Regions from separate parts of the Homo sapiens genome. Here region 1 is linked to region 2. Evidence: read pairs that join two places in POLR2A ChIA-PET (ENCODE). Cell type or tissue: PC-3. All regions are shown on one strand. Each heading gives the region's core, and the rest is flanking DNA. Links, peaks and the distances in the headings are about the cores only. Region 1 has its middle 21 kb from the start of AZGP1. Region 2 overlaps ZSCAN21 (zinc finger and SCAN domain containing 21).

Region 1 (5,380 bases), core at 192-5,191, 100 kb before region 2:
TCTCAGCTATGTTGATTTAGTATTCCATTGGAGGTGGAGCTTGCAATGAGCCGAGATTGCGCCACTGCACTCCAGCCTGGGTGACAGTGAGAGGCTCCGTCTCAAAAAAAAAAAAAAAAGAAGGAATATGATACCTGAGATAGTTTAAAATAATGGAGGTATTGATAACCATAAAGGTTGGTTCCAGGACTGTAGGGTTGATCATTTAAAAGCATAGGACATAAGGAAAATCTCAGCTATGTTGGTTTAGTATTCCATTGTCATGCTTACATGATATGTCAAGACAGCTTTTCTTAAAGGCTTTTACCTTGAGAACATGATTCCTAGAGTTGTAATGGCATATCCCACAGATTTGTACTATGCTTGAGTGTGATTCCTCAGGAACGAATATGATTTGAACTCATTCACGTTTAGAGAGGGTGTCAAGTTGAAAACCAGGCAGATTCACTTACCCTAAAAATGACTCTAAAGTAAAATGATTGAAGAAATTAGATTCCAAAGATTCTGGGTGGAAATTCTGAAGTATATTTACATTCATGTGGACATAAAAGAGGCCAAAATTCAAGAACTGTGGGCTGACAGGAGAGCTGTGGATTAAGCACCAGTTCTATTAAAAGGGAGGCTGGGCACAGTGGCTCACACTTTTAATCCCAGTGATTCAGGAGGCTGAGGTGGGAGGATGGCTTGAACCCAGGAGTTCGAGACCAGCCTGGGCAATATAGCAAGACCCCATTACAGGTATGAGCCACTGCACCTGGCCTCATCTTTTAATTAGCATAAAGCCCTTAGTTCCTACAGCTTTGCTCCACAAGAGTGAAGTCAACGCTGAGCCTCAGCAGGACATCTCTTCCCACTGTGGGCCCCGAAGCTTAGTGAAGCTAACTTGCTGGCCTCTGGAGAACCAAAATCTGTGTCTAGAAATGGTTCCAGCAACTTCTCCACACCCCATGATGAAATAGATTACTGGGCTTTTTCCTGATGTGATGCAAGATCAAATACACTTTGCATAATTCAGATTTTAGACTACACCAGCCAAAACCACAAGGACACTGTGCTACTGTCTTGAGTTGGTGACTCTCTTTTCATTCTACCTAATCACCCTGTGGCCCTGGGTGACAGCCAGCCTCTCTCCAGCCAAGAAGATCATGACTACAGTTGTGTAGTATTTGGTTCATAAAAGATCTGAACAGGAAATTCAGGCCATTGCAGGCTGGAGTGCAGTGGCGAAATCATAGCTCACTGCAGCCTCGAACTCCTGAGCTCAAGCAATCCTTCCTCCTTAGCCTACTCGGTAGCAAGGACTACAGGCATGCACCACTATGCCTGGCTCATTTTTTTTTTTTTTTTTTTTTTGGTTTTCGTAGAGACAGGGGTCTCAATATGTTGCCCAGCTGGTCTCGAACTCCTGGACTCAAGTGATCCTCCCACTTCAGCCTTCCAAAGCACTGGCATTACAGGTATGAACAACCATGCCTAGCCCCATATTAGTATTTTCCCTTTTTTTTTTTTTTGTACTTTTAGTAGAGTCAGGGTTTCACCATGTTAGCCAGGATGGTCTTGATCTCCTGACCTCGTAATCTGCCTGCCTTGGCCTCCCAAAGTGCTAGGATTACAGACGTGAGCCACCACACCTGGCCCCATATTAGTATTTTTCCTGTACAATATTGGATGAGCAATATGTAAAAATACTGATTTGAACAGGTTTATTCCATTTAGTCAGAGAAGATAAGCCAAAGCGCTCAGGAGGAAATTGCCCAGCCAGTGACATTTCACAGTAATGTCGAATACTTTGAGCAAATAAAGAATAGCACATGACAGGAGGAACATTTCAATTTTTTTAAAAAAAGCAAAGGGCAACATGAGCAGGCCAGGGCAAAGGAAGATTTGAATGTGAGCTCTGGCGTCATGACAGGAGAGATGGGTAGGGGTAGAAGAAGGGGAGGAAACCTCAGAAGATCCAAGTCTTGGCCAGATGTGGAGGGGGAGCAATGGGGCACAGAGCTACTCAGAATTCTGCAAACTCTATTTATTTATTTATTTATTTATTTATTTATTTATTTATTTATTTATTTTTGAGATGGAGTCTTGCTGTGTCACCCAGGCTGGAGTGCGGTGGTGCAATCTCGGCTCACTGCAACCTCCGCCTCCCAGGTTCAAGCAATTCTCCTGCCTCAGCCTCCTGAGTAGCTGAGATTACAGGCGCCCGCCACCACACCCGGCTGATTTTTGTGTGTTTAGTAGAAATTTTTGTGTGTTTTAGTGTGTTTTGTGTGTTTAGTGTGTTTAGTTCACCATGTTGGCCAGGCTGGTCTTGAACGCCTGACCTCAGGTGATCCACCCACCTCAGCCTCCCAAAGTGCTGGGATTACAGGCGTGAGCCACAGCGCCCGGCCTGAAAACTCTTTTACACAAACCCAAGCGTCTTCTGTGCCTCAGTTTCCCCACACTCCTTGGCTTCCTGGGAGACCCGGCCCTTCACTCCAGCCGCTCCGCATCTCCACACCATGTTGGTCTTGGCTCACACATCCAGAGCTTGTTTGAGAACCCTCAGCTCTCCAGGGCACAGCTCAAGGATACAGGAATTGGCCCTGGGGTTGTCAGATCCCCTCCAAGTCCCAGGGAGTGAGTTTCCTCAAATGAGTCACCAACCGCCATGCACAGGTTTCAACCGCAAAAGACACAGCAGAGCTCTCACCTTGACCTTCTCATGAAACCTCACCTGCCTGTGTCTGTGCTTTTCCTTCCCGTGGCACAGAACTTTCCTTACATCCTGTCCTCAGCCTCCCACTCTGGATTATTCCAAAGTCCATCCTCCAAGCTGGGCTCCTTAAGGAAATCATTCCCAGCCTTCAGAATTCTAAGTCAAACATCTCATCTTTTTGGAAAGCCTAAATTTGAAGTTATCCTTCCCCACCACCCGCTTTTTTTTTTTTTTCTTAATGCTTTGGGTTCAACTTGGAAATCAAAGCTGAGAAATTACTTCTTCAGACTAATGAAATCCGCATTTCCTCTTCTGGGGCAAAAAGTTCTATCTGAACATATAGAGCCCCAGGGAAGAAAGCTCAATCAAGAGGGAAAAATACAGCAACTGTATTTTTCAATTCAAAAAGGATGACACCCTCAACAAATAAAAGGATAAAGAATCAACAGCTTAGGTCAATAAGGAAACCAAAAGCTCGTGTGAGCAGGTCAGGGCTAAAGAACATTAAAAATGGGATCTGGCCTCATCTGTAACAGGAAAGAGGAGTGGGGTGGACAAGGGGGAGGAAACCTCAGAAAACTGAAGTCCTGGACAGGTGTCAGGGTTGGGGAGAGGGGCACAGAGCCACTGAGTCACCCAGAGAAAAACCCCCGTAGGGAATGATGTATCAGAGATGTGAAGACCTAAGAGCTTGCCAAGAGGCGGTCAAAAGAATGTTTCTGCCAGGGGAGGTCGGTCACTACTGTAATCCCAGCACTTTTGTAGGCTGAGGCTGGTGGATCACCTGAGGTCAGGAGTTTGAGACCAGCCTGGCCAACATGGTGAAACCCCATCTCTACTAAAAATACAAAAATTAGCTTGGCATGGTGGCAGACACCTGTAATCCCAGCTACTCACAAAGCTGAGGCAGGAGAATCACTTGAACCCAGAAGATGGAGGTTCCAGTAAGCCAAGATCACGCCACTGCACTCCAGCCTGGGTGAGAGAGCAAGACTCCATCTCAAAAAAAAAAAAAAAAGAGTGTTTCTAACCAGGTCAGCATGAAACAGCAAGTGGGTGTGGGGGACACAGGAGCCTGACAAGGGAGGTGACCTGGGGGTAGGGCTGGGCCATGAGCATAGACTAGGCATCAGGGATGATAAAGGAGTCCAGAGAACCCAATGTGGTTCCTTCGACAGTCACTGCTTGCTCCCCCAAAGGAGGACCACTGTTAGATTCTCCCACAGGTAGGACCAAATCCAAGTGCAAATTGAAGAGGCCCCAACCCAAAGAGTCTCATTGCCAAAAATGATCTCTTTTAATAATTTCTCAGTCACCTTAGAATAGCATGTCACTTTGTACACCCCATGTTATACTGTTCATAACATTTAACAGAAGAGAGGATGATATTACTCCCAATGTCACAGGAGGTGTACACTCCCCTATGATATTGTTCCTAATCTCCAGAGGGGAAGAGGATGATACTACTTCCAATATCCCAGGGGGGTGTACAGCCCCCCCTGTGATATTTTTCATAATATCCAAGGGGAAAGAGGGTGATATTACTCCAAATATCACGGGAGTGTACACCCCCCATGATATTTTTTGAAATATACATGAGGAGAAACAATGATATTACTCCCAATATTGCAGGGGGTGTACACGCCCTTGTGATACTGTTCATAATATTAAGGGAAAAAAAGAATATTATTCTCTCCCGCCTGAATATTACAAACAATATCACGGGGGGAGGTTCATCCCCTGCGATATTGGGAGTAATATCATCTTCTCCTCCCCTAAATAGTAAAAGCAATATCATAGGGGAATGTACACCCCCTGCAATACTGGGAGTAATATCATCCTCCCTTCCTGTGAATATTATGAGCAATATCACAGGGGGTGTGATATTGTTCATAAAATTGTTCGTAATACGCCCGCTGATATTGTTCGTAATATTAAGGGGCAGAGATGATAATATTACTCCCAATATCTCAGGGAACATACACTCCCCTGTGATATCATTTATAATTTTCAGGGGCAGAGAGAAAAATGATCTCCTTTAATAATTTCTCAGCCACCTTAAAATAGCATGTCACTTTGTACACCAGATGTTATATTGTTCATAATATTCAACAGAAGAGCGGATGATATTAGAAGAGGGGAGGTACAATCCCCTGTGATATTGCCCGTAGCATCCAGAATAGAGAGGATGACATTATTCCACATATCGCAGGGTGTGTACACCCCCTGTGATATTGTTTGTAATATCCAGGGAGGAAGAGGATGATATTGCTCCCAATATTGCAGGAGATGTATACCCCCCTGTGATATTGTCCCTAATATCCAGGGGCAAGAGGACGATATTACTCCCAATATCGCAGGGGGTGTATACTTCTCCTGTAATATTGTTCCTAATACCAAGTGGGGGAGAGGAGGATACTACTTTCAATATCGCAGGAGGTATACATTCCCCTGTGATATTGTTTTTAATATTTAGGGGAGGAAAAGATGATATTACTCCCAATATCACAGGGGATGGACCCCCCCGTGACATTGTTTGTAATATTCAGGGGGGAGATGATACTATTTTCGATATCGTAAGCACTGTGTGTGTACACTGTCTGTGACATTGTTCCTAATATCCACAGGGAAAAAAAGATGATTTTACTCCTTATATCATAGAAGGTGTACACCCCTCTG
Region 2 (5,380 bases), core at 180-5,179:
AGGCTGGTCTCAACTCCTGGCCTCAAGTGATCCGCCTGCCTTGGCCTCCAGAAGTGCTGGGATTACGGCCGTTAGCCACCACGCCCGGCCAGTCGTTTTAAATATTCTAAAGAATGCTCTCCAGCACAGCTACCTCATTATTTCTTGTTTATTTTAGTCTTTGGTGCTCAGGCCTTTGTTTTAGTAGGTGAGATGACGTTGCATCTCCCCTGACTCAATTTTTAAGTAGTCCTCAACTTGGGCACTCCTGTGGTATGTACTGAGTACATACAGACTTATTTGGCCAAAGAATCCTTTATTCAAATTATTGGTTATAGTGTGTTTTGTTTTTTGTTTTTTGTTTTTTTTTTGCAACGGAGTCTCACTCTGTTGCCCAGGCTGGAGTGCAGTGGCACAATCTCGGCTCACTGCAACCTCTGCCTCCCACGTTCAAGCTATTCTCATGTCTCAGCCTCCCATGTAGTTGGGATCACAGGTGCCTGTCACCACGCCCGGCTAATTTTTGTATTTTTAGTAGAGACGGGGTTTTGCCATGTTGGTCAGGTTGGTCTCGAACTCCTGACCTCAGGTGATCCACCTGCCTCGGTCTCCCAAAGTGCTGGGATTACAGGCGTGAGTCACCGCACCCCGCCTTAGTTATAGTGCTTTTGAACAAATTTTGGGAAATAATTCTGTATGCATTTTTTTCCGTGCCTTACAGTTTCCCTTTTCATGCTTTGGTTTGCTTCCTGATGTCTTAATTCCACTGCTAAACACTCCACCAACATTTCTTTTGGTGGAGCGTGGTGGTGCGTGCCTGTAGTCCCAGCTACTCAGGAGGCTGAGGCAGGAGAATCGCTTGAACCCGGGAGGCGGAGGTTGCAGTGAGCCGAGATCACGCCACTGTACTCTAGCCGGGGCAGCAGAGTGAGACGCTGTCTCAAAAAAAAAAAAAAAAAAAAAGACTAATCAAAGCCTTAATTTCATAACTATGAACCGTGTTTACAGAATGTTAGCACTAAAGTCCATTTTGTTTGTCAGAAAACTACTTATGATCTCTCTTTTTTTTTTTTTTTTGAGACTGAGTCTTGATCTGTCACCCAGGCTGGAGTGCAGTGGTGCAATCTTGGCTCACTGCATCCTTCCCCTCCCAGGTTAAAGCGATTCTCCTGCCTCAGCCTCCTGACTAGCTGGGATTACAGGTGTGCAACACCACACCCGCCTAATTTTTGTATTTTTAGTAGAGACAGGGTTTCACCATGTTGGCCAGGCTGGTCTCGAACTCCTGACCTCAAGTGATCCGCCCGCCTTGGCCTCTCAAAGTGCTGGGATTACAGATGTGAGCCACTGCACCTGGCACTTCAGTTTGTTTTGTTTTTATTTTTTGAGACAGAGTTTTGCTCTGTCACCCAGGCTGGAGTGCAGTGGCGCGATCTCGGCTCATTGCAACCTCTGCCTCCCATGTTCAGGGGATTCTTGTGTGCCTCAGCCTCCCAAATAGCTGAGATTACAGGTGCACACCACCATGCCCAGCTAATTTTTGTATTTTTAGTAGAGACAGGATTTCACCATGTTGGCCAGGCTGGTCTCAAGTCCAGGCCTGCCTCGGACTCCCAGAGTGCTGGGATTACAGGCATGAGCCACTGCGCCCGACCTCAGTTATTTTTAATGTACTAGTTAATTACACCCTTCGAGCATGACTCAGGTCATACTGACAGGCCCAGTCATTTGACTAGTGAATTTTCCTTTTTTTTTTTTTTTTGAGACAGAGTCTCGCTCTGTCACCCAGGCTGGAGTGCAGTGGCGCGATCTCTGTTCACTGCAAGCTCCACGTCCCTGGTTCAGGCCATTCTCCTGCCTCAGCCTCCCGAATAGCTGGACTACAGGCGCCTGCAACCACGCCCGGCTAACTTTTTTTTGTATTTTTAGTAGAAACAGGGTTTCACCATGTTAGCCAGGATGGTCTCGATCTCCTGACCTCGTGATCCGCCCGCCTTGGCCTCCCAAAGTGCTGGGATTACAGGCGTGAGCCACCGCGCCCGGCCCTCCTCTTTTTTTTTTTTAGACGGAGTCTCGCTCTGTCGCCCAGGCTGGAGTGCAGTGGCACAATCTCAGCTCACTGCAAGCTCCGTCTCCCGGGTTCACACCATTCTCCTGCTCAGCCTCCCAAGTAGCTGGGACTACAGGCACCCGCCACCACGCCTGGCTAATTTTTTGTATTTTTAGTAGAGATGAGGTTTCACCGTGTTAGCCAGGATGGTCTCGATCTCCTGACCTCGTGATCCGCCCACCTCAGCACCTCCCAAAGTGCTGGGATTACAGGCGTGAGCCACCATGCCTGGCCTTGACTAGTGAATTTTCATTGCTCAAGCTAAATGTCTTAGGTTTAAACAGATGGCATCTAGCCAGTAGATAGCTTGATAAAATCTCAGAAACTATAATATCTATAGTGGTGAGATTCTGAACTAGTTTTGGAGCAAAGTTAACTTTAAAATTATGCCACATTGCACTTTTTAGGAAAGTGGAGACCACTGAAATCAAAGTAGGATATCCTGAGCTGATTGCAGAAAGATTTTTTTTTTTTTAGAGATGGAATCTCGCTCTGTTGCGCAGGCTGGAATGCAGTGGCGCAGGCTTGGCTCATTGTATCCTCTGCCTCCTGGGTTCAAGCAATTCTCCTGCCTCAGCCTCCCAGGTAGCTGGGATTACAGGCATCCATCACCACGCCTGGCTAATTTTGTATTTTTAGTAGAGACAGGGTTTCACCATGTTGGCCAGGCTGGTCTCAAACTCCTGACCTCATGTGATCCACCCGTCTCAGCCTCCCAAAGTGCTGGAATTATAGGCATGAGCCACTGTACCCAGCTCATTCCAGAAAGATTTTGAGCAGTTGTTTTTGTATGGTAGTTTTATGGTGGACATAATTTCCACAATTTCTTGTGTTAAAGGTATGGCTGTAAAGACCCAAAAACACTTTTCAGTTTGATTATTTTTTGGTAACTATATTTTCTTAGGTTTAACTTGTGGCCCTAAAGAACTGGAAACCCAAAGGAACGAATATTCCTGCCCCACAGAGTCCCATCTTTGGTGAGGCTGTTTCTGGAGTTTACATGATGACCAAGGTACTAGGCATGGCCCCAGTTCTGGGCCCTAGGCCTCCACAGGAGCAGGTGGGGCCTCTGATGGTAAAAGTCGAGGAGAAAGAAGAGAAAGGCAAGTACCTTCCTAGCCTGGAGATGTTCCGCCAGCGCTTCAGGCAGTTTGGGTACCATGATACCCCTGGACCCCGAGAGGCCCTGAGCCAACTCCGGGTGCTCTGCTGTGAGTGGCTGAGGCCCGAGATCCACACCAAGGAGCAGATCCTGGAGCTACTGGTGCTGGAGCAGTTCCTGACCATCCTGCCCCAGGAGCTCCAGGCCTGGGTGCAGGAGCATTGCCCGGAGAGCGCTGAAGAGGCTGTCACTCTCCTCGAAGATCTGGAGCGGGAACTGGATGAGCCAGGACACCAGGTAGGCAGGAGAGACCTTTGTTATTCTAGGAGATTGGGAGCGTAACATTCTAGGCAGGAACAAGGGTTTGTCCATACATTAAGATTTGCTGAATGGAAATTTCTGCTGAATTAGACCTTGTTTCCTCCTATTTTTCTCTATCATCCTAAACTAACTTTTAGCCTTGGGAATGGAATGGGATGGGTGTTTTCCTTTTCTCTTTCCTAGAGGTTCTATGTAGCTCTACTGGGATTTTCATTCTTGGTCTTAAAGTGAGCCATGCACAAACCTAGCCATTCCTGATTGTCTCTAGGTCTCAACTCCTCCAAACGAACAGAAACCGGTGTGGGAGAAGATATCCTCCTCAGGAACTGCAAAGGAATCCCCGAGCAGCATGCAGCCACAGCCCTTGGAGACCAGTCACAAATACGAGTCTTGGGGGCCCCTGTACATCCAAGAGTCTGGTGAGGAGCAGGAGTTCGCTCAAGATCCAAGAAAGGTCCGAGGTGAGGACCACCCATTAGACTCCTATTCAGTGCCCCAGGCCCCTGTGGTTGGAGAAGCAGAATAATTAGTAATTCTTGGTTGTGAGGTGATTTCATAGATTGACTTGATTAGTTGGGCTGACTGGGTGGAAATAGTCCCCTTTCCTCCCCCAAGTAAGGCTGTCTTAACCTGGGCCCTAGCATGGGAATGGATCACTCTTAAAGGATCAGTTTCTCTTTGAAGTCTGAGTATTACAAATAATTTTTTTTAAAGGGTCAATTGAAATGAGTTTAAAAAAGAAACTGTTAACAGAGGTGTAGAGACTTCAAATGAACCAATAAGGAATAGTGTTGCACCAGACAACAGTGAAAAGCTGTTACTCCCTGTGAGCCTAAAGGGACAGAGGGGGACCCTCTTACCAGAATCAGGTAAGAGCTATAGTCATGGAGGAGGGGGTCACTTGATAGAAGTTGTGGCTGTAGGCCCTGCTGTGGGATGAGGAGAAAACGGAATAAATACCCCAACTGCACCCTCCTCCTGCCCTTAAATCTCCTGCTTTTGTTCCCCAATGACAAACTCAGTTGGCAGCCAGAGGGCAGGAAAGACAAGACAGTGCAGCCCTTAGGGTCAGCTTCCTGGGGCACAGGGCGGGTCAGAGAATGGATCTGAGAAGGGCAAATGGGAAATAATTGGCAACCTCCTTTCTGAAGCTATGGAAAGAGGTGGGGCATTTTTCACAAGTCAAAGCTGTATTAGGTGACTACTCCTGAGCTCAAATCTCCATATATTATGGTTTATAGAATAATCTCAGGCCATAAATGGTCATCCCCTGTGGGGGTGTTTTTGTGTGTTTTTCTGAGACAGGGATTCCATCCGTCATCCAGGCTGGAGGGCAGTGGCGTGATCATAGCTCACTGCAGCCTCAATCTCTGGGGCTCAAATGATCCTCCCACCTCAGCCTCCCAAGTAGCTGGGACCACCATGTCTGGCTAACTTTATTTTTTTGTACAGACAGGGTCTCACTATGTTGCCCAAGCTGGCCCTATGTTATTTTGTTATTTTATGGGTTCTACTCTTAAGTACCTTCATTTACCAGAAGGATTAGAACTAAATCTTTGAAACAGAGTTAATGTTTAATTATATGTTTGCAAAAATATGGCATATTATTCCAAATCCTAATAGTTTCAAACCAGGACTTTGCTTACGTGTTGGTGGTGTAGACCACTATTTATGTGTGTGGTGTGATTTCATGACAAGAGTCCATGGCCCTCAGAAATCTCCCTCCATGCTTGCTGTGTCTGAAACGTGAAACTCCATCATGGAAACAGAGTTTCGAGCCGGTTAAAAATCACATTTTCTAGGAAAAGTAAAAAATTAAACTGTTAGCTAAATTCTTCATGGTTTATGGTGAACACAGTAGACCTCTC

Evidence for each region. ChIA-PET counts read pairs that join two places held together with the same protein. Peaks named below come from ENCODE experiments on the same cell type or tissue, not always from the same donor. Only the 100,000 strongest peaks of a DNase experiment are listed, where the experiment ranks them.
Region 1: POLR2A ChIA-PET joins it to region 2 with 21 read pairs; 7 of 35 experiments call an interaction of 5 or more read pairs at or near these places.

The regions. Positions count from the first base shown.
Region 1 is chr7:99,952,794-99,958,173 of GRCh38, forward strand. No RefSeq gene overlaps it. Among named protein-coding and RNA genes, the nearest start is that of AZGP1, 21 kb to the right of the region's middle. In PC-3, for the core only: no CTCF peak of the experiment used is centred there; a DNase peak (open chromatin) is centred at 2,658; H3K27ac peaks cover 492 bases.
Region 2 is chr7:100,053,918-100,059,297 of GRCh38, forward strand. ZSCAN21 (zinc finger and SCAN domain containing 21) reads left to right here. Exons shown (of 4, transcript NM_145914.3): 2 at 2,994-3,488; 3 at 3,781-3,973. The coding sequence starts at 3,090. Among named protein-coding and RNA genes, the nearest start is that of ZSCAN21, 6.8 kb to the left of the region's middle. In PC-3, for the core only: no CTCF peak of the experiment used is centred there; no DNase peak of the experiment used is centred there.